Linked DNA regions of Homo sapiens: region 2 is linked to region 1. A link is an interaction called in ENCODE POLR2A ChIA-PET data of the cell type or tissue named here. Cell type or tissue: OCI-LY7. All regions are shown on one strand. Each heading gives the region's core, and the rest is flanking DNA. Links, peaks and the distances in the headings are about the cores only. Region 1 overlaps FBXO5 (F-box protein 5). Region 2 has its middle 110 kb from the start of ESR1.

Region 1 (4,000 bases), core at 1-4,000:
AAACTAAACCACTCAGAATCATTTGTTCTAGGTTTAGGGTTAATTAGGGAGCTAGAATTTGTATATTCTTTGCTTTTTATGCAGCTGAACCCTTAATTTTAGGTTTAGTAGGATCCTGGAGCACATACTATGTGTCTTTCACTGTATTAACATTGGGAATTTACAAGCAGTTTCTCTCTACAAGTTACTTTCTATGAAGGTATCCATTTCTACTTTGAGTTAAAAAGTTTTGCTCTATGTAAAAAATGGTTAAGTTTTATATGAACGCATTACCAATATTTAGTGCAGACTAAACATACTGATGCTGTATACATTTACTTACAGGATAAATTGTTAGCTATATATGATTGGCTTGTGTGGGGATGGTAGATGGGGCACATTTTAACCTGGCATTTAAGATTCAGGCTTTCTTAGCTCATGTCCCCATTGTTTGCCTACTCTTACTCTCTGCCTTCAACAATGCTAAACAGTTTTCTGAACCCATCTACCATATTCCTTCCCAGCATTGTGCCGTTGCTCAAATTGTGAATGCCCTTCCCAGGCCACTGTTGTCTGACAAAATCCTAATCATTTTTTAGAGTTGTGGTTCTCAACTGAAGAATAGAGGAAATTTTGCATCTGGCCTTTTTCCCTGCCCAGTATTTGGCAATAACTGGTAACTGGAGACATTGCATCTTGGGAGTGGGGGCTGCCACTGGTGTCTAATGGGTAAAGGCTGCTTAACATCCTACAATGCACAGGACAGTCCCTGAGAACAAAGAGGTATTCACTGCAAAATGTCTGTAGCACAGGGATGGTGAAATCTTGCTTTAAAGCTATCTTAAGATGCTGCCTGCTCCATTGTGTCTTAACTGATTTCTTAGATCCCGGGGGTTGGAGCAGGGTGGTAATAAAACCCTGAACAAGTCTTTCCCTTTTTTCTATTTATCATTAATAGCAAGTTTATCTTAAGTTATTTAAAGCAATTGAACAGTAATTTACACCTGCTGCCCTATCACTCATATTCTTAAATCTGGTTAATTGATTAGAGTGTCATTCTTATTTACCAACACTTACTTTTGATTGATAGCAGAACTATTCATACTTACGGTTCTTTGGTAAATTAGTCGTGGAATGTCTTTGTTCAGTGATTAAAGAGCAGTTTCCAGCACATATTAGACAAGGTACAGGGAGATGTCCCGGTACTCGAGTTTACTATCCAGTAAGGTAGACAAACGCTTTGAATATATTAGAAGGTCACCAGGAGCACCCATCAGAATAAAACTTGGAGATAAGAGCTGTGGGAATTCAGGTAGACTTTAATTTATAGATGTTTAAATGTGTTATTAGTTCTTTTCTCCAAGCTACCTATAGATTTCTTGAATAGTTATTTTAAGGCTTGCAATCATTGTTAATAGTGAAATAATACACAAAATTTTTATTATTTTTATCAAGATTATTCCCACCCTTATACCTTGTCCTCCTGTACTAATCTTAACCACTTTTGCTGTCAGTGGCTTGGGTTGTGCTTACGTCAAAGAGAACCATAATGTCATTTCAAGTCCAAGGAATAAACACTGAATCTAAAAGTATTTGTGGTTACTTTAAGGATAACTTTGACCATAGCGCCTACTCTTTTGATACATCACATTTCTTCATTTGTTCCATAAACACAGATGTTTATTATATAGCCCCTTTTTCCACTATTTTTTACTCAATCAGTTATAGACAACAGTCAGGTGTTACAGCCAGGCAGATCCAAAAGCAGTCTGTTCTGAAGTGCCTTCTCAAGAATAATATAATATGTATGTACTTATAAGATTTAAGTAATATTTTCACATATTATTGTCATATCAATAATTAAACTTGAATAACATCACAGCTATGTAAGCAAGTACATGTAGACAATACCTAATGCTGAGAGATTGCAAAGTAATCTTTGTATATCCCAATTTAAGAAGTAGGGATGTGTGGAAATTTTGCCATTAAGATGTAAATGTTATGTTCTTTTTATAGGTTGTAAAGAAGAAAGTTCTACCCTTTCTGTCAAAATGAAGTGTGATTTTAATTGTAACCATGTTCATTCCGGACTTAAACTGGTAAAACCTGATGACATTGGAAGACTAGTTTCCTACACCCCTGCATATTTGGAAGGTTCCTGTAAAGACTGCATTAAAGACTATGAAAGGCTGTCATGTATTGGGTCACCGATTGTGAGCCCTAGGATTGTACAACTTGAAACTGAAAGCAAGCGCTTGCATAACAAGGAAAATCAACATGTGCAACAGACACTTAATAGTACAAATGAAATAGAAGCACTAGAGACCAGTAGACTTTATGAAGACAGTGGCTATTCCTCATTTTCTCTACAAAGTGGCCTCAGTGAACATGAAGAAGGTAGCCTCCTGGAGGAGAATTTCGGTGACAGTCTACAATCCTGCCTGCTACAAATACAAAGCCCAGACCAATATCCCAACAAAAACTTGCTGCCAGTTCTTCATTTTGAAAAAGTGGTTTGTTCAACATTAAAAAAGAATGCAAAACGAAATCCTAAAGTAGATCGGGAGATGCTGAAGGAAATTATAGCCAGAGGAAATTTTAGACTGCAGAATATAATTGGCAGAAAAATGGGCCTAGAATGTGTAGATATTCTCAGCGAACTCTTTCGAAGGGGACTCAGACATGTCTTAGCAACTATTTTAGCACAACTCAGTGACATGGACTTAATCAAGTAAGTACTGTTTTGAATATACATATTAGCATAATACACTGAACATTGCTGTTAGTGGCTCAGTACCACCAGCTCATGCAAAGGCTGTTGTACAGGTTGAGTGTCCCTCATCTGAAATGCTTAGTACCAGAAGGATTTCAGATGTTTTTCAAATTTTGGAATATTTGTATTATACCCTACAGGTTAAACAGTTGAACATCCCTAATCCAAAATCCGCAAGTGCTCCAATGTGCATTTCCTTTGAGCATCATGTCAGCATTCAAAAGTTTTCAGATTTTTGGATTAGAGATGCTCAACCTGTTGTAGATAACCTTACAATGTTGTTTAATTGCGGTAATGACTTGCTGGTGTTTTGCTACCTATGTGCCACTAAGATGAAAGAAAACTTGAATTATGCATTTAACCTAGTCATTTCAAATTTTATATTCATGCTATTACAAAACTATTTCTGTTGGATTAGGATCCTTGTTCCTTTTAGTTTTGAAATTTCTAATATGTAAGTTACATCTTTGGGGCTTAACTGTAAAACAGCCTAGTTCCAGTCTACATGTCTAATAGGCATTATGACTTGTCACACCAGAAAGTATGAAGTAATTTTTGTTCTTTCTAAGCCATTTTTGGTGCTAGGGCTCTCCTAGATTTGACAGTGATGAAAATATAAAGATCCACAAATAGAGATTTGTGACTTTTTTTTTTTTTTGAGACAGGGTTTCACTCCAGTCACCCAGGCTGGAGCGCAATGGTGCAATCTTGGCTTACTGCAACCTCCACCTCCCAGGCTCTGTTTATGACAATTTCTTAGAAACCTGGTGCTAACCACCATTTCTTTCTCAATCTACCAAGGAAAATCACTTAGTCAGATAACTTTGAGAATTAAGGTGATTATGCAGGCTAGAATTAGATAGGACTTAACTGGAGTTGTTTTTTTTTTTTTGGCTTTTTGAAAAATTATCTAGAGGTACTCTTTGCAAGTGTGAGTTTACACTGGTCTTTATGAAACAGAGCTAAAGCAAAACAGATATAAACAGCTTCTTTTTTTTTAATTTTTTTTGGGGACGGAGTCTCGCCCTGTCACCAGGTTGGAGTGCAGTGGCACGATCTCAGCTCACTGCAACCTCTGCCTCCCGGGCTCAAGTGATTCTTCTGCCTCCTGAGTAGCTGGGACTACAGGCGTGTGCCACCACGCCCAGCTAATTTTTGTATTTTTAGTAGACACAGGGTTTCACCATGTTGGCCAGGAGGGTATCTCGATATCTTGACCTCGTGATCTGCCTGCTTCAGCCTTCCAAA
Region 2 (17,480 bases), core at 7,747-11,746, 1.3 Mb after region 1:
GTTGTAATGACCGAATAAACTGTTTTCTATAAAGTGCCATGGAGAGCAGAAAATAATCTGGTGGGTAAATGAATAGGTATCACAACTGTCATTCTGCAAACTACTTGACTGAGCTCACTGACTCCAGACATGACTAAGTAGACCATAAAAGAAATGGAACTTTTATGTTTTAAGTTAAGAATTGACTTTTGTGGCCAGGGGCGTTGGCTCACGCCTGTAATCCCAACACTTTGGGAGGCTGAGGCGGGTGGATCACCTGAGGTCAGGAGTTCAAGACCAGCCTGGTCAACATGGTGAAACATAGTGAAACCCTGTCTCTATCTCTACTAAAAATACAAAAATTAGCTGGGTGTGGTGGCGGGCACCTGTAATCCCAGCTACTTGGGAGGCTGAGGCAGGAAAAATCGCTTGAACCGGGGAGGCAGAGGTTGCAGTGAGCCAAGATCGCACCACTGCACTCCAGCCTGGGTGGTGACAGAGTGAGACTCAGTCTCAAATAAAACAAAACAAAAAAAGAATCGACTTTGTAACTTGAGTGTTGTTTCTTAAAAAAAATATGAAAGAGTGGGAGTGGGGGCAACCCCATGGGTGGCTTCTACACTAACCTATCAACATACATTTTACATCTTTTATTTTTTAGCCCTTAGAATCTTTCTACTCAAGATCAAATTTTAATATTAATAGAGCCAAATATATTTGATTATGGGAGAACCACTGATGTTCTGTGTTGTTTATAAATTGGAAAGGCAGCAAAAATGGAGGAGAATTATTCTGGTGACCCAACCTAAGTGACACAGTTACCCAGGCAGATGCGCAATAGCGTCTAGAATCCCAACAGTTTGTCTCAGGTCTCTTTCAAAATCTCAGCAACAGCACCTTAGACCTTTCTGGAATCAAAGTTTTGGATCTAAGACTTCAAAGTGGGGAAAGCAATGCAAGACTACTCAGGGACTGACATGTGTAGAATCAAAAAGAGAGAAAGGGAGGTATATGCTGAAAATGGTATGAGATCCATACCCCCAGTGACTTGCACTGGTTCTTCTACTTTGTTCAGCCTCAGCCAGATGGAAGACTCGTTTCTATATTAAAATCTTTTTTCCCCCTCCTTCATTATCTCTCCCTGCTGCCCAAAAGAGGAATCAAACTCACTGCATCAAGCTGGCAAAGAGCTACAGGCGCCTTCCACTTGGAAGTAAGAAGCTAGAGCAGCTCACCCATTAACATTTCTGTGATTCACAGGAGAGCTCATTCACAGCTGCTCAGACTCTGAGCAGAGAGATTAGAACTAGAACTGTTTAAAATTCCTAAGCCAGAGGAGTTTCACGGGGCGGGGTGCTTCTAAACAGCCTGCAGTCAGCCATGCCCTTGCAGACAAGGCTCTGGGGGTTCCACATGCACCTCCAGCCTCAGAAGACTGGCCTGACCAGTCCTGCAGCTGTTTTGAGGACAGTAGCTAAGCCTGGAAGTGGTGACTTTATTTACCATTTTTGGTTAGTCACTAAGTAAAGTCTTTGCCTAGAAACCTTCATTTCTTATGCAGTAGGGTAGAAAAGGTCCAGCTAAAAATTTTCCTGAAATACTTCACCAAACAGGCCAGTTCTACAATTAGGAAATTACCACGCTGAGTAATATTTGCCAGTCTGGTTTTTAGTGAAGTCAGGTTTCGTCCACTGGCATCTCAAGCTGATTGGCAGACAGACCTAGGTCCTACACCCAACCCCTCCCTTGCAATTTGGGCAGGTTATATTTTTAAAAGTGCAGACTTCCTGTGCTTTTGAACATTTTGAAGGCTAGGATAGTATTCACAAATCAGGGGTGCATTTAATCTTTTATATCACATGCCTGCTACTGGATTTGCAAAATGCTGCATAGATACACAGCCTCTCAAGTTGGCTTCTAGGCAATGGTGACAATTTGCACTTTCTAGAGGCATGACTTTTCAAGAGGTTTGTGAACTAGTTTTAAAATGTTCTATGGAGGAAATGAGAAATGGACTTGACAGTCAGTAAGTTATTTTATCTTAATTTTAAATAAAAAATAATGTAATTACTTGGTGACCACAAATACAAGTGGCATGGCTTGTCTTTTCCCTTGTGAAACTGCTACCTGTTGTTTTGAATAATTAAATTCAATAGAAATGTTTCTTAATGATTGAGAAGGTTAGAACTATGTCTCTATTTTTAGGTAGGTCACTGAATATGTAAAGTCTAAATTCTGAAGATATTCCCCTATTTTAGGGTTAAATTAAAAGCACACTCACATTTTGCTTCCTATTAGCACCATACAACTGGCAAGAGGAGAAGGAGGTTGTGAAATTCAAATCAAGAAATGTTTTCACTTGCTGGAAACTATGGTAAAGCTCTGAGGGAAAAAAGAATGAAAAGCTCTTTCTTAAGAAAAAAAAAGCTTGGATTTTCCCTACTTAGAGTGGACTATTGAGTATGTAAATAAATTGGTTAACCTCTCTGATACTATGCAAAGAAACCTCACCCACACAGTAGACTTGGGGATTTTTTTAAATGGTGGTAGTGCACAGATTGTATCCTTAATTTCAACCTAAGCAACGCATGTAGAGTGCCCATCAGATAGTAGGTGTACTGCTAAGCCCCTGACAATACACACTTGATAATGAAAGAAATTAAATGAAAAATCGTTCTCCAAACTGATGACCAAATTAGATCTTATCAATTCACGGACAAAGTCAGGAGAGAGAAAGAGGAAACTAGTATGTTCACACATACCTCAGTGATGGTTCAAAGTTCAGATTAAAATCTACATCCTTTTTCAAGAAGTGCTGTGCTGATATTTGGTACCGCAGTCCCGGAGAATGTGAAGAGATCTTTGTGCTTACTCCTTCCTAGTTTTCTTCTTCCTTTTGTTTTTTTAACAGAGAAGGAAAGGGAGATGTGGGTGATTTCTACAGATTTCCTTAATTAAAGCTAGTTTGACTCCCCACTTAAGTGAAATAAGGCTGTTAAAAAGAAAAGTAGTCTCACTTATCAATAGGCACTGAAGAATCAATGTTTGGCTTACCTGTTCAGATCAAATTCCTTGATTACATTATTTTACAAAGCTGAGTAGGGCTTAAGCTAGTTACCACTGATGCCATTGGCAAGTATTTCTTCATTCACGCACAGGCCATAATCCACTACACCAACTCAGGCCCACGGGATGACTTCCATTTCTTCTTCTTCTTTTTTTTTTTTTTTTTTTTTTTGAGATGTAGTGTCGCTCTTGCCACCCAGATTGGAGTGCAACGGTGCGGTCTCGGCTCACTGCAACCTCCACCTCCTGGGTTCAAGCATTTCTTCTGCCTCAGCCTCCCAAGTAGCTGGGACTACAGGCGCACACCACCACGCCCGCCAGCTAATTTTTTATCTTTTTAGTAGAGATGGGTTTCACCATGTTGGCTGGGCTGGTCTCCAATTCCTGACCTCCGGTGATCCACCCACCTCAGCCTCTCAAAGTGCTGAGATTACAGATGACTTCCATTTCTATAGATCCATTTTGCCATTAGAAATTAAAAAAAAAAAAACTCCCAGCCCACAGTATCTCAAATCACATGTGCAGCAGCAGAACAAAACCTGCTGTGGCTGTGATAGGTATGATTTTACCACGAAGATTCAGACGTTGTTACATGGTTGAAAAAGCAGTCACTGCACAGAGCAAGTGAGAAATTGAGCAATGCAACTTAATACAGCTTTTCCCTATTGCTTATAAAACAACGTTCTTAATTTTTAATTACATGTAAAATTCTTCTGAATTTTTACTTTAAGTTATTTCAATAGACTCCCTTGGGGTGCTTTAAGAATATCCCATGGGGCACTTTTTTACTGTGGGTCATCAGCCTAAGCTGTTGGAAAAAGGCCCTGGGTTTTTTTGGTTTGTTTTTAAAATGTTGTATAACAGCTTTAAATGTGCAAGACATGATAGAGTGGGGGAAAAAAACTTGTTGAATTCTTAACTTTGTTTTTCCATCTGAAATATTAGTATGCCTGTGTTTTTATTTTTTCCTAATTCCAAGCAACAGTGAACCTAATTTACAATTTTTTTCTCAAAAAAAAAAAAAAAAAAAAAAGGAAAGTTTAACATTGTATTAGGGAGGCTTCAGAATTAGCAGGTGCACTCCAACAGATTTATAGGGGCCAGTGGACTGATAGCTGTATTTTAGGACTGGGAAACATCTGCTCAAAGTAAGTAGTTTATGGTTTCCATATCAAATAGAAGAAAAAAATACCACACTGGTCCTCAGACTTTGGTAGTTGTGTTTTTAGAAAACCAAATTCACACAAATTCTATTCTAGGGGACTTGTATATTTCATTGCTATGTTCTACTAAAGTTAAGGAGGTACAGAAATTGCTCCATGAGGAAATGATAAAGGTCAGAGCCTCAGAATTTTAAGTGGAAAATTCATAAGCATGCATTATGGAGGGAAAAAAAGGCTAATTAAATATAACACTCAACTAAACTATAAAAAAAGACTTGTTTTCTCCATGTAAGTCAGATTATATGGGCTTCCTCCACCACTTCAACCCACTAATCTAAAGTAATGAAATGCAATCTCTGGAAGTACTCAGAATTAGACATGTAACAGATAATAACAGAGATTTGAAGAAATTTTGCACAAACATGCAACAACCTTAGGAATGAACTCTTTTTTTTTTTTTTCACTTGTCCTCTAGTCTCGCTCTAAATAACCACATGAAGTAAGGAATTGGCTGTTATTCAGTAAATTTGGACTGTGGACACTGACCAAATGGCTTGACATTCTACCTCCACCCCTTATCCTATTTTCAGTCCACATTTTCCCTCCACGGTGACTTTCTGGTTATATATTATCTGGTTTGGCCGTCTCCACTGCCCACTTCAGATAATTGCTCAATTCTCAACTTGGCTTCTTGCTGCATAGGCTTGACCTAAGAGAATGGATGAAGAAAGAGCCAGCATTTTCCTTTGATCTCTCAGAACTCAGGATTCCATTATATAATCTACCATAAATCCTGGCAGTCGAGATTGACACCAACATTGAAACTTGCCATAATATGACACTCCTTATTGATTCATTATGTATTCTGACATTTCTTCATTAACACGAACTCAATACTGCAGTCTGTCAGTGATAAGAAATTTTTCTTAGTTGCCTTCTCAATATTTTTGAGGGTTGCCTTGGTTAATTTTTCTCTTCTGCTATCTAAGCTTCATATGCCAAATGTTCTAACTGGCTATCTGCCTCTAAGGTTTAAGCTCACAGATGTTTCCTTGTGTCCACAGAAAATACTACTCCGCTGAGAATAGTTTTGATAAATAAAATTGGCAATAAATTTAGAACCAAAGAGCTGGATAAAGAAATCAAGTGCAACCCATGTTATCCACACTTTTGTAAATCTACAAACTTGTCTAGTATACCCAGTAATAGTAGATTCTAGGAATCCCATCAACAAAGTAAAGTCTTAAATAATCCCAAAACCTCCTTCTATGTAGCAGTACAAATCTTTTCCCCTACTAAACATTACCATGGCTTCTAACAAGCAGAGAATTGGCACAACAAATTTCACTTCTATTCCAAGTGCAGAGGGAGGAGTAAAATGGACAGAATCCAAATGTCGAGAAAGAAGTGAAGAAAGGACCCTGCAGAGCCCAGATAGGAATAATACGTGAACTGTTCTAAGTGATTAATACTCCACTACATTAATACTGCTTATGCAACACGAATGCTGTAGTAAGCAGGAGACCTTTGCTTTCTGCTTTTTTCCCTTTCCTAGAAAACATTTTCCTAGGAGTCTTTCCCTTCACAAATGACATGTGAAGGAGCTATATGCTTGATTTGTGAAGATTGAGTGATCCGGAGGAATAGGACCGTCAAACGGACAAGAGCAGTGTTCTTCCTGTTGAATGTTATCATGTCACCCTCTCCTGGTACTTCGCTGCTCAAAATTCAAAGCCCAGGCATTTCCACCATGGAACATTCTCAGGAGTGTAGCATCATCATTTGAGATTTACTGTAACTGAAGTGAAATTATTTAGTGGGTTTGGCCTTTTTCCCTCCCGACTCTACCCCCAGTAGCTCCTTGCCTTTTCTTTTTAAATTGTTGCTCTAGCCTTTTATTTCCCCTTGGAAGAGAAGGAAAAAGAGGAAATCAGAAAGGACACTCGTCCTCCTTCCCTCTACCCACAAATCACAGAATTTAGCTTTTCCATTCCCATAACTGTAAAGCATTTTAGGCAACTGCAGGAGAGATCACAGTTTTCCTTTCCAAGCAGAATCCTAAATCAGTGCAATGAAAACATGTCTGTCTTTTATTCCCAGCACAGATGCCCATGGGTTTGGTTGTGTTTATACTGTCAGTATCTTAAGTCACTTTTTTTTTTTTTTAAGACAAGATCTTGCTCTGTTGCCCAGGCTGGAATGCAGTGTGCAGTGGCGCTATGTCAGCTCACTGCAGCCTGGATCTCCTGGGCTTAAGTCATCCTCTCACCTCAGCCTCTCAAGTAGCTGGGACTACAGGCGTGCACCACCACACCTGGCTAATTTTTGTATTTTTTATAGAGATGGGGTTTCGCCATGTTGCCCAGACTGCTCTCAAACTCCTGAGCAAAAGCAATTCACCCACCTCGGCCTCCCAAAGTGCTAGGATTACAGGTGTGAGCCACCAGCATTAAATGTTCTGTCGCCCAGGCTGGAGTGCAGTGGTACAATATTGGCTCACTGCAACCTCCACCTCCCGGTTCAAGCGATTCTCTTGCCTCAGCCTCCCTAGTAGCTGGGACTACAGGCGCATGCTGCCACACGGGGCTAATTTTTTATTTTTAGTAAAGAAGGGGTTTCACCATGTTGGCCAGGCTGGTCTCGAATGCCTGACCTCAGGTGATCTGCCTGCCTCAGCCTCCCAAAGTGCTGGGATTACAGGTGTAAGCCACCACACCCAGCCCTTAAATCACTATTCTAAGAGAAGTTTGCTAAAGGCAAAAGCTATAGAATCATAAAATACTACAGCTGCAGGGACCACACATTTCCCCTAGTCCAAAGATGCCATCCATTTTGTGAGGGAAATGAGGTGTTAAAAATAAAAGACTTATTCAGTACCCAACATAAAGTACCTATTTAATAAATATAAAAAATTCAAATGGTCTGAATCCTAATCTCACAGAAATATGATCATTTTCTTCTGCATCTATATCTTGTCCAAAGAAAATAATTTTACTATAAAAATATTCCAAGTAAACAGCATTTTACACATATAAGGCATACTGCCTTTCAAAATTATATCACTTAGTCTTCATTGTATCACTAGTATAATGTTTTGACGGCTGTCTGGTAGTTGTTATGCCCATTTTACAGTTAGGAAGATGGGGCACCAAGCTTGCAGCTTCTCACTGCGCACATCAGTGGCACAGTCCCATCTTTTGATTCTCAATACACTTCTTTCTCCACCAATCATTTCTGAAACAAAATCTTTACAACCATAAACAATCATGATTGCAAAAAACAAGTCCTAAAAGATTTTTTTTAATGGTGTGACACCTCCCTTGAACTATTTCCCTCACCTCCGAATTGATGTACCCACTCTTCATCTGAAAACTTCAATCCACACAGTATTTTTCTAAGGTTAAGTCTTTATTTCATTCCAATCCTACACCAACATCTTTAATGCCTACAAGATAAAGTTCAAGCTCCTTAATAGGACATCTGACTCTCCACTTCTAAATTACCTCCTACCACCACCTTGCACTTTTCTTAACTATGTTTCTGTCAGACTGATGGTTTCCCAAAACCACCTCCCCCATGCCTTTCATTATGCACCTCCTTTTCCTTGTATTTTCCCATGTAAACATTACCTGTCCTTTAAGGTCATGGTCAAGAGTCGCTTCCTACCCAAAGCTATCCCTAACCATCCTGCACCAACCCAGAAATACCTTCTTCTGTTTACACTTCCTCACCGTGGTGCTCAGCACTCTGCAAGCACTCTTCACATTCTACTCTGCTGAATTGTATTAGTTGATGTTATGGCTTTAGGCACATATTGTAGTGTGCTACTCTGTAATAGTCACATATCATATTATGTGCCTTACTGATCACACCTGATAGAGATTGTCTAGGGATCAAGGAACATGCCAGGCTCAATCTCACTCTACAATTATGTGCCAAACACCAGTGTGTACCAGGCACTTCCCAAGGCACAGGGTAGAAAACTGAACAACCCCATCTATGCACCCGAGGCACTACTTATTTATTTATTTATTTATTTATTTATTTATTTATTTATTTATTTATTTGAGATGGAGTCTCTCTATGTCTCCCAGGCTGGAGTGCAGTGGTGTTATCTCAGCTCACTGCAACCTCCGCCTCCCAGGTTCAAGCGAATCTCCTGCCTCAGCCTCCCAAGTAGCTGGTATTACAGGCATGCACCACCATGTCCGGCTAATTTTTTGTATTTTTAGTAGAGATAGCATTTCACTATGTTGGCCAGGCTGGTCTCAAACTCCTGGCCTCAACTGATTCACTGGCCTCAGCCTCCCAAAATATTGGGATTACAGACATGAGCCACCATGCCCAGCCCTGAGGCACTTTTAATCTAGCTGGGAATAGAGACTCTAGGACAAGCCATAATAAACCACAGCAAGGCCCTTGTCAATATTACTCATTTCTTAAATAAAATTAGAAAAAGAATTTAACAATATGAGTTAAATTAAACTATGCATATATTGGATTCTAAGTAACCTTAATCCTTAAATATTCTTTCAGAAAACTTGATGCAGGTACGATTTCCAAAATTTTAAATTTTGTAAATTTTGTAAAATTTGGAATTTCCCAATAAGGAATTTCCAAAATTGCTTATTAGAAAGAAAGAGCAATTTGTGTCTTTATTTGTCACATAGTTTTAAGGTGAAAGATACTAAAACGGATTACTATATGTGATGCAATTATCTTTATTAAGCACCTTTCTTTACATGGTTTTAAGCAAATAAATTCTGACCAGTTATTGCTTCTAATAAATAATTATTAGAGTACAAAAGCCAAATTTCTTCTGTCAGATACACTCAAATTTTCTTGTTGATTTCTTGGTGTCCTTAGTAACGTTCCAAAAGGAATTATTCCAATGAGACCATTTCTATGAACAGCAGAGGAAAGAAGGATCTCAAAAATGCAGATCATCCGTTTGCAAAAGGACCTTGATGGCTTCCTCTGAACCAATCTAGGGGAGGAGGTATGTTTAGGGGAGCTGAGCTGCTGGTCATTTTGACAAGGAAACAGTTGGAAAAAGAAATGTCAAAAAGCCAGTGGCACTCTCCTATTCCAGCAAAAGTCAGGAACCTCAGCAAGTCTACTCACACTAAGCTCTCTAGGATTGTCAACTTGTTGGGGCCTGTCTCTGCCTCCTTGTGATTGGCCTGTGTGTTGTCTTCAAGGCAGCAAGAAAGGAGAACTGGAAGACTGCCCATGTTATATCCATTCTTAGTAGGAAAACCCAAAAAATTGAGAGTGGGTGGCAGCTTTAAATAGGAGACTAAATCCAAATGAAGTTATTAAAGTCTGTGCTTAGGGAAACCAAGCTCCAGGTATGCATTCAACAGGGATCTTGATGGTTTTTACAACAGAAAGGCTAGGGAAGCTCCTAGCTACTTGTCTTCTCAAAAGAAATCAGAGAGCATCCCACAATACTGGAGGGGTGCCGCCAGAAGAGGATTACCACCATCCCCTCAAAACCGCATCCATACTGCTGCTGTACTCACATTCCAGCTTTGCCACATGGCTGGGAGGCGGAGACTCCCCACCCACACTTCCACCCTGGCACACTTTCTGTTTTTGAGAAGCATAAACCAATCTGCCCCTCATATCTATCTCATAGCACTACAGCCAGGTGAACCCTCATTCACTTAGTGGGAAGATTTTACATGGAACTAAGTAATAATTTATGCATTGCATATAACAACTTACTTTTTTTTTTTTTGTCTTTTTTTAGATGCAGTTTCACTCTGTTGCCCAGGTGGGAGTTCAATGGCACAATCTCGGCTCACTGCAACCTCCACTTCGCGGGTTCAAGCGATTCTCCAGTCTCAGCCTCCCAAGTAGCTGAGATTACAGGCCCATGCCACCACTCCTGGCTAATTTTTGTATTTTTAGTGGAGACGGGTTTCACCGTGTTGGCCAGGCTGGTCACGAACTCTTGACCTCAGGTGATCCACCCACCTCAGCCCCCCAAAGTGCTGGGATTATAGGCGTGAACCACCAATCCCGGCCACAACTTGCATTTTATAAAAGTGAACTTTGTACAAAACTCTTTTACATGCATTACTTTATTTAATCCTCATGAAGAGCCACAAAACTTCTGTGACTCGGATGTAATTATTCCCATTTTACAGATGAAGTTGCTGAGGCTAAGAGAGGGTGTAATGTTATCTCCCATCAACCCCAGATGCTTAACCTGCTTTCCCAAGGCCAAATTCATATTGATTACAAACTTTAAAAGTTAATACTGTCTCAAGTAATGGCTAAAAGCATGAGCTTTGGAATTAGATGAGTTTATCTTCAAGTCCTAGGGCTGTCACTTTTGAAGCTGTGTAATATTGGGCATGTTACCTAGCTTTGCAAAGCCTTAGTTTCCTCATTTGTACAACAGGAATCATAACGTTGTTCACCACCTGGGGTTGCTGTGAGAATCACACGTAATAACACTATAAAAAGCATCGCACAAAGTAAGAGCTGCCCCAACCTTAGGTGCTACTATAGTTGTTATTATTACCACCTCGTGGACATATGTTATGGGGCCAGAGTGGGAGAGACTATCTCAGGTCTTTGGTATCACATTGAATTAGAACATCAGCATACAACCGGGTATGCTGGCTGACGTCTGTAATCCCAGCAGTTTGGGAGGCCAAGGCGAGTGGATCACTTAAGGTCAGGAGTTTGAGACCAGCCTGGCCAACATGGTAAAACCCCGTCTCTACTAAAAATATGAAAATTAGCTGGCCATGGTGGCACATGCCTGTAATCCCAGCTACTCTGGAGGCTGAGGCAGGAGAATTGCTTGAACCTGGGAGGCGGAGGTTGCAGTGAGCTGAGAAAGCACCACTGCACTCCAGCCTCGGTGAAAGAGCGAGACTCCATCTCAAAAAAAAATCAGCATAGAGCTCTATGTGTGTATGGACTAAGACATTGCCCAACAATGAAGCAACATGCTTCTGTTGATGTGAAAGGGAATGTGAAGCATTTGTAACACGTTTTTGACACGCTCATCTCAGCAAGATTTTTTTGTTACCCTTCTCATCACAAAGATAGTCACAAAGGAGAGGAATGATGGAAGAATGATGGAGGTTCCTGGACTTTCTCTTCCAACACTTTATACTCATTACAGAAGCAGCAGCATTTCAACAGATGGTACGCTCAGTTGATTGGATTGACTGCCCTTTGCTTTTTAGATCAAGTTTCCAGTTATGATCAGATGTTCATAAATTCCTAGCAGCTTTGGTGCTGACCTTGAATTATTTCACTGATTCAACCAACATGTATTGAGTACCAGGCACTGTGCTAGGCTTAGAATAGAAATAACTTCCTCATACTGAGTTTCTAATGCTTGGAAACTGCAAGGAGTTTAATGAGTGGCTTAATGTCATTTATTCCATATAATATATCTGGTAGCTACTGTTAGTACTCCCACTTTGCAGATGAGAAATTCAAGGCATGAGGTTAAATAATCTGCCTCTAAATTGCACAGCTAGAGAGTGGTGGGAGCTATGGCTGGTACTCAGTCATTTTCCATGGATCTGAATTAAACTACTTAATATCAGAATTCTTACTGAAGAGTGATCTGCTGTGGAAAACCTGAGCAGAGGTATCAGCTTTCCAGCGAATATTTTTAGGGGCAGATGGATAGGGTAAGCCCCTTCATTCTCCGAAAGAATCACAGACTTTCAGAGAGAAAAATGTTATACGCCTTAGATAGAACGATAAAACTCAATGATGTGTACGCTTTTGCTGTTGGGTCCAGTGGGAATGATTCAGAGGAAGTCTACTGAGATGTTGCCCAGAAGGCAGGCACACCATCATCACTCTTACCTGTACAGTGCACGCCTTTCAAAATAGCACTTCATTAGACAATATGCAGGAGGTTTCACAGATGGCGCCTCTTTCTCGGAGATTAACAATGGAGACCCTCTCCTGATAGAGGTGGATGGACAGGACCATATCTCCACTGCCATAGATGAAGACTATGCTATGACTTTTTTTTTTACAGTGTGGATGGTCTACCCAGAGCTGGGTCACTCTCTTCCTTGCCCTTTTTTCCGAATAGCCAATCTGCAGTCCTGGAGCACAGCTGTTCCCTATTCAAAGCAAAGTAAACTCAACCACCAGGCCGTCAGCCCAAGCGATTGTTCTGAGCAACTAGGATAAATGAATGCAGACAGACTCAGAGAAGACCTGCAGATAACCATGTGAAAATGTTTAGCAGATGCCTGATGTAAATACTTACACTGTGTGGAGGTTTAGAGTGAGTGTTTGAAGGGAAGGTAGATGGTAGCTAGCTCTAAACCCAATATTGAACAAAAAGACACAGAGTTATCAGAAACGAAAGATAGTTGGACTTTGTTCTTGCTGCAAGTTTAAGACACAAGAGCTTTATTCCTTTCCTTGACTGTCACAAGCAATAAAATGAAACACGTATCTCCAAATGTCCAAGAAAAATCTTCTACTCGTAAATACGACGCTTGTATTCTTAAGGAAAATTTTGCTTTTTTCCTACATGTCGTATCTTTTACCTACATTGTTTTTATTTGTAATTTCCTTGAAAATCTGACATTCTAGAGTATTTTATCCAACTGCTACAGCATTATCTGCATGCATTCCAAGGCCTAGTGGGCAGTCATCACAGGATATTAACAAAATCAAAGAAAATATTTGCTTTTGAGAAATAGGAAGGGATTTTATGGTATACAAATGGACCCTGAACCATCCATGGTTCTCAAACATTCTCATCCAATTTAAGTTCTCTGTACGTTTCAGAATTCAGTTCAAATACTTCTACCTGGTCTTCCTGTTTACTCTCAATATTAAAATATGTATATACCACATTCAAAACCAGATGAGTTTCCCAGCAACCTCATATACATGGAGTTGCTCTGTAAGCCTATTAGATCTGGCACATAAAGGCATTAAAAATCTGGCACCTTTAAGCAGGAACCATTGCCATGATCACAAGTCCTGATTAAGCCCAACCCTTCTATCGAGTAAATTGCTTTAAAATCTTTTAATCATGTTGGCTCCTACGGACTTGTTTGAGAGAATACTGGTTATCTTCTTGACAAAGTATGAAACTTACAGTTCAGCGAGCATTTCCTAAGACATGTGGCATTCCTCTAACCAAAATGAAAGTATTCTGCCCTGTCTTGTGACTGCCACATCATTACCCGAGTAGCCCACTGCTATATGTGGTGGAGTCATTATGTATGTGCCATTGTGAGGCAAAAAGGAACTGAGAAAATGGGACACCAGGACTCAAAAGAGCTTGCTTAAAATCAGAGGCCCATTTCAAGACAGAGGGGCTCGTTCTTTTGCTGCTAAATGTGTAGCTTTTCAGAAAACTTGACTGCCTTTAGGAAACAAATAATGGCTTATTCACATCGCTTAGTTCAAACTCACGTAAGTTATGGCTCCAAAGATTCAGAAAACAGGTAGTGTGTTCATGCTACTCTGAGATTTGTCCAATTAAGAGCTTATAAAATTCTAACACAGTTCAACAATACAGTGTCTCCTAGCTAGTGCTAGATCCAATACATTTATGTTATCTGGAACAGACAGGCAGCCTGTGTGTGCTGTACTAAGAAAAGGGTAGTCGGATTGCCCTCTGCCTCAGCTAAATATTATTCTAGAAGTGAATTTCCACTGTACCAAGTTTAGATTTCACATTTTATCATCCCAGGAATACTTGCCAGTAACTTTGCAAAATATCCTTGGAGCAGAAAGACAAAAAAATGAACATTTTTTAAAGATGAGAGGTAAGCTCTGAAGTTACAATATGCTTGTAAACAGTAGCACATTATATCAAAAAGGAAAAAATAAATTGAGAAGAAATAGGAGTACCTACTTGAAGAGAAGATTATCACTCAGAGACTGTCTTCTTATGCTATAGAATGGGCAGGAGAAAGGAGCATGGACCTTTCGAGCCTGTTAAAGAGCTTCTGAGCATGGAGCCTGCATTTTCAGTTTTGGTAAAATCCGTTCTGAGTCGGTAGACAGGAGGCTGTTATGACCATGAAATTAGGAAATGCAGTAACTCAAAAATAAAGAACTAGCACCACCATTTGACTAGGATTGGAAAATCTCATTGAAAAAATAGAGGAGGGGGTGGCCTTGCTTTTGCCAAGCCAGGCCCGAATCTAACTTTCTTAGCACTTCCATTAAGATGGATGTTCAAGAAGAGGTAAATCATGTGTTAATCTGCCTGAAATATTTTTTATGCCATCCAGCCGATTTTCTCTTTATTCGTAATAAAGCTTGAAGTCTAGACAGGCATGTGGAGTTGGAAAAAAAAATAAAACATCATTCAGCACATAAATTTTGTTAATCCAAAGTTAGCTACAGCTAAACTAAAAGCAGGGGCAAGGAAATATCTTCTGTGAGTGTTTTTTGGGACTTTCTTACTCAGGCATGGACTCAAAAGCCCGCTCTGCACTTCTTGTTACCGATTAATGAGGTTCTTGACTTCGGTAACCTGCAGAGGTCTAGCTTCTCACACTCTTCAGCCCTTCCTTCTGTCATATGATCCTTCCATAAACTGTCCGGTATTTCCTGCAGCAATTTTTAAGTTTATGAGGTTATTGATTGTTTGTTTAACACTAAGATAAACATTTTAAAGTAGCAAAGGGGCTGTAAAATCATATTAAAAATTTTTAATAATATTGACATTTTAATATCTCATCATGTCTGGTGTGGTTTATGCAGTAGGTACTTTAAATGAATTTTTAAAAATATTTTCTCTTTTTCTTCTCTACAAGCCTTGAAAAAAGGCTGGCTTTCTGGCAGTGAGAATGGTAGAATGGGGCGGAGGCAGGATCTCCCTCTTGCTACTGTATTTCTCTCTGTCCCAGTACCCAGTACAGAGGAACACCTGCCAAGTAAGAGGTGCATCTCAAAACTGGCATGGGAAAGAAAGAAAACCAAAATAAATAATCAACACTTTAAAACATTTTGAAATCAATGATCTTAACTGTCTTCAGTCTTCTCTATACTTATCAGTTAGCCCATAAAATAATTTAAATATGTAAATTTGTCTGAGAGTAACTTCTCCAGAATACATAGAGCAGGACACATTTTAGTTAATATGTAAAGTATTTAATTGCAATTGACTGAACATAAAATCTCAACAAGATTCACTTACACAAGGAATAATCATGTATACTAACGCATTGTGGGGGTTCTGTAAGCATTTTTATTGTGTTTATTATGATTTCTGGTGAAAGGTAGATTATTGAATAACATGCTCTGAACAGTTCAAGTGTTTTGAAAGCGAAATATTTTTTCTAAATTAATTAAATCTTTCAATTATTTTAGTTGCCAGAATGGGTGAAGTATGCTTTTCAAACAGCATTTAGCTACCTGTTAAAACCAGTTTTACACATCAATACAGAGATGAAAATTACATAGAGCAACAGTTCTCAAAATAGGACAGCTAATGAATTCTGAACTGAAGGTTATAGATTATTTCCTTTTCATTAGAAAATATAAATGTACAATGTATATTGTATGTAAATTATAAATTAACTTAATTATCCTTTAAAAAACTATTATTGATATTCGTTTGCATTCCAATATGTGCTTTCTTGAGTGCAAGAGAATAAAAATGACAACAAATGTCTTCTGAGCATATATAGTCATCCCTTAGTATTAGGGTTGGGATATTGGTTCCAGGACAAGTCCCTGATATAAAATCACATAGTATTTACATATATCCTATGCACATCCTCCTGTATACTTTAAATAATCCATAGATTACTTATAATACCTAAAACAATGTAAATGTGAAGTAAATATGTGTTATACTATATTGTTTAGAGAATGAAAAGAGCAAAGTCATGTTCAGTACTGGCACAATTTTTTTCCTGGATATTTTTTTCTTTTTTTTTTCCCCTAGTATGCAGCTATTTTCCTAGATATTTTTTATCCAACCAGAGGTTGATTGAATCCTCAGATGTGGAACCCACAGATATGGAGGGCTGGCTGTACTAGATGTCAGATACTAGTTTAAGTATCTTTGTAGCAACCCAGTGAGGTAAGTACTACTAAAAACCCATTTTGCAGTTGAGGAAACCGTGGGATACTGAGATTAAGTACCCATACCAGCTGCGGCCAGGGTTCAAACTCACATGGACCAACTCAAGCCTCCATGCTTTTAAAGCTCCATTTCAGAATCTGAACCAGCACAAGGAATTACACACAAGGACACACTATGGGAACACACGTGCTTTGTATGTGTCATGAGAGGAAACTGTTGACAGGTTTATCAGTGAATGGGTAAAAACAGTTCCATCAAATCAATCCAGAAAGGTTGTTATGAATCATTTTGAAGTTTATTGTTCTAATGAAATCACTAAAAATAAAAATGTGTGCTTGGACCAATACATTTTTTAAACTATTCTGTGCTTTATTATAGGGAAAATATATATATATCCTTCAAGGAAAAGTGTCTAATTAAATTGCATTCATCACTATTAGACAATTAGGTTGAACAATTAAAAAAGAAGAAAACAACAATTTAAATGAAGCAGTATAATACAGTGTAATTGAAACACAGGACAAATTTAATCTCGTAAGTATAATTTAAAGAGATGTATCATGCCATTACACCTGATTCCCTCACACACATTTTTCAAATGAAAAATAAAGCCTGACATTTCATCAAAATCGTGCTATCCACTACATCTTTATTTTTTTAAAAAAAGAGGGTCAACACACATTCCTTGGTAGTGTCACATTGTTTATTAAGAAGCACAGAACAATGAAATTCTAGAAATTTTTCAGGTTCCAACCTTTTTGTGATACATTCTCCCATTCCAGAAGAAACCACTAACAGCCTGGCTTCCACAAGCACAGTAAAGCAGAAAATGGATGCAATCTGTCTGGGTTGTTCAAGCAAAATCCTGCTGTGATCTGGGTGATTCAGGCTAAAATAAAAAATCAGGTTTTTTATTTGGACTGTGTGTTTTTATCTGCCACCCCAGATGATAGCAGAGTCTGGGACTCAGTTACATAGTTAATTGCCAAAATTCTTTATTCGTTCTTCTCAGCAAAGATGTTCCCACTGGGCACTGCTCAAAACACTATCTCAGTTCTATCACTCTAGCAAAACAGCTCTGGGCTTCTGGCTTTCCTCGTGAAGAGCAACCAAAATTGAAACTCTGCTTACCTGGAGATATCAATCAGTACCTGACCACTCACTCACTATCGTTCTAAGGAAAATTGCCATGCTCTCAGCTCCTGTTACTT

Evidence for each region. ChIA-PET counts read pairs that join two places held together with the same protein. Peaks named below come from ENCODE experiments on the same cell type or tissue, not always from the same donor. Only the 100,000 strongest peaks of a DNase experiment are listed, where the experiment ranks them.
Region 2: POLR2A ChIA-PET joins it to region 1 with 5 read pairs; 2 of 35 experiments call an interaction of 5 or more read pairs at or near these places.

The regions. Positions count from the first base shown.
Region 1 is chr6:152,973,617-152,977,616 of GRCh38, reverse strand. It overlaps FBXO5 (F-box protein 5), which reads left to right. Exons shown (of 5, transcript NM_012177.5): 2 at 1,996-2,710. Among named protein-coding and RNA genes, the nearest start is that of FBXO5, 7.4 kb to the left of the region's middle. In OCI-LY7, for the core only: no CTCF peak of the experiment used is centred there; a DNase peak (open chromatin) is centred at 2,206; H3K4me3 peaks cover 2,305 bases.
Region 2 is chr6:151,687,267-151,704,746 of GRCh38, reverse strand. It overlaps a transcript of ESR1 not described here. Among named protein-coding and RNA genes, the nearest start is that of ESR1, 110 kb to the left of the region's middle. RefSeq lists a silencer at 8,017-8,144. In OCI-LY7, for the core only: no CTCF peak of the experiment used is centred there; no DNase peak of the experiment used is centred there.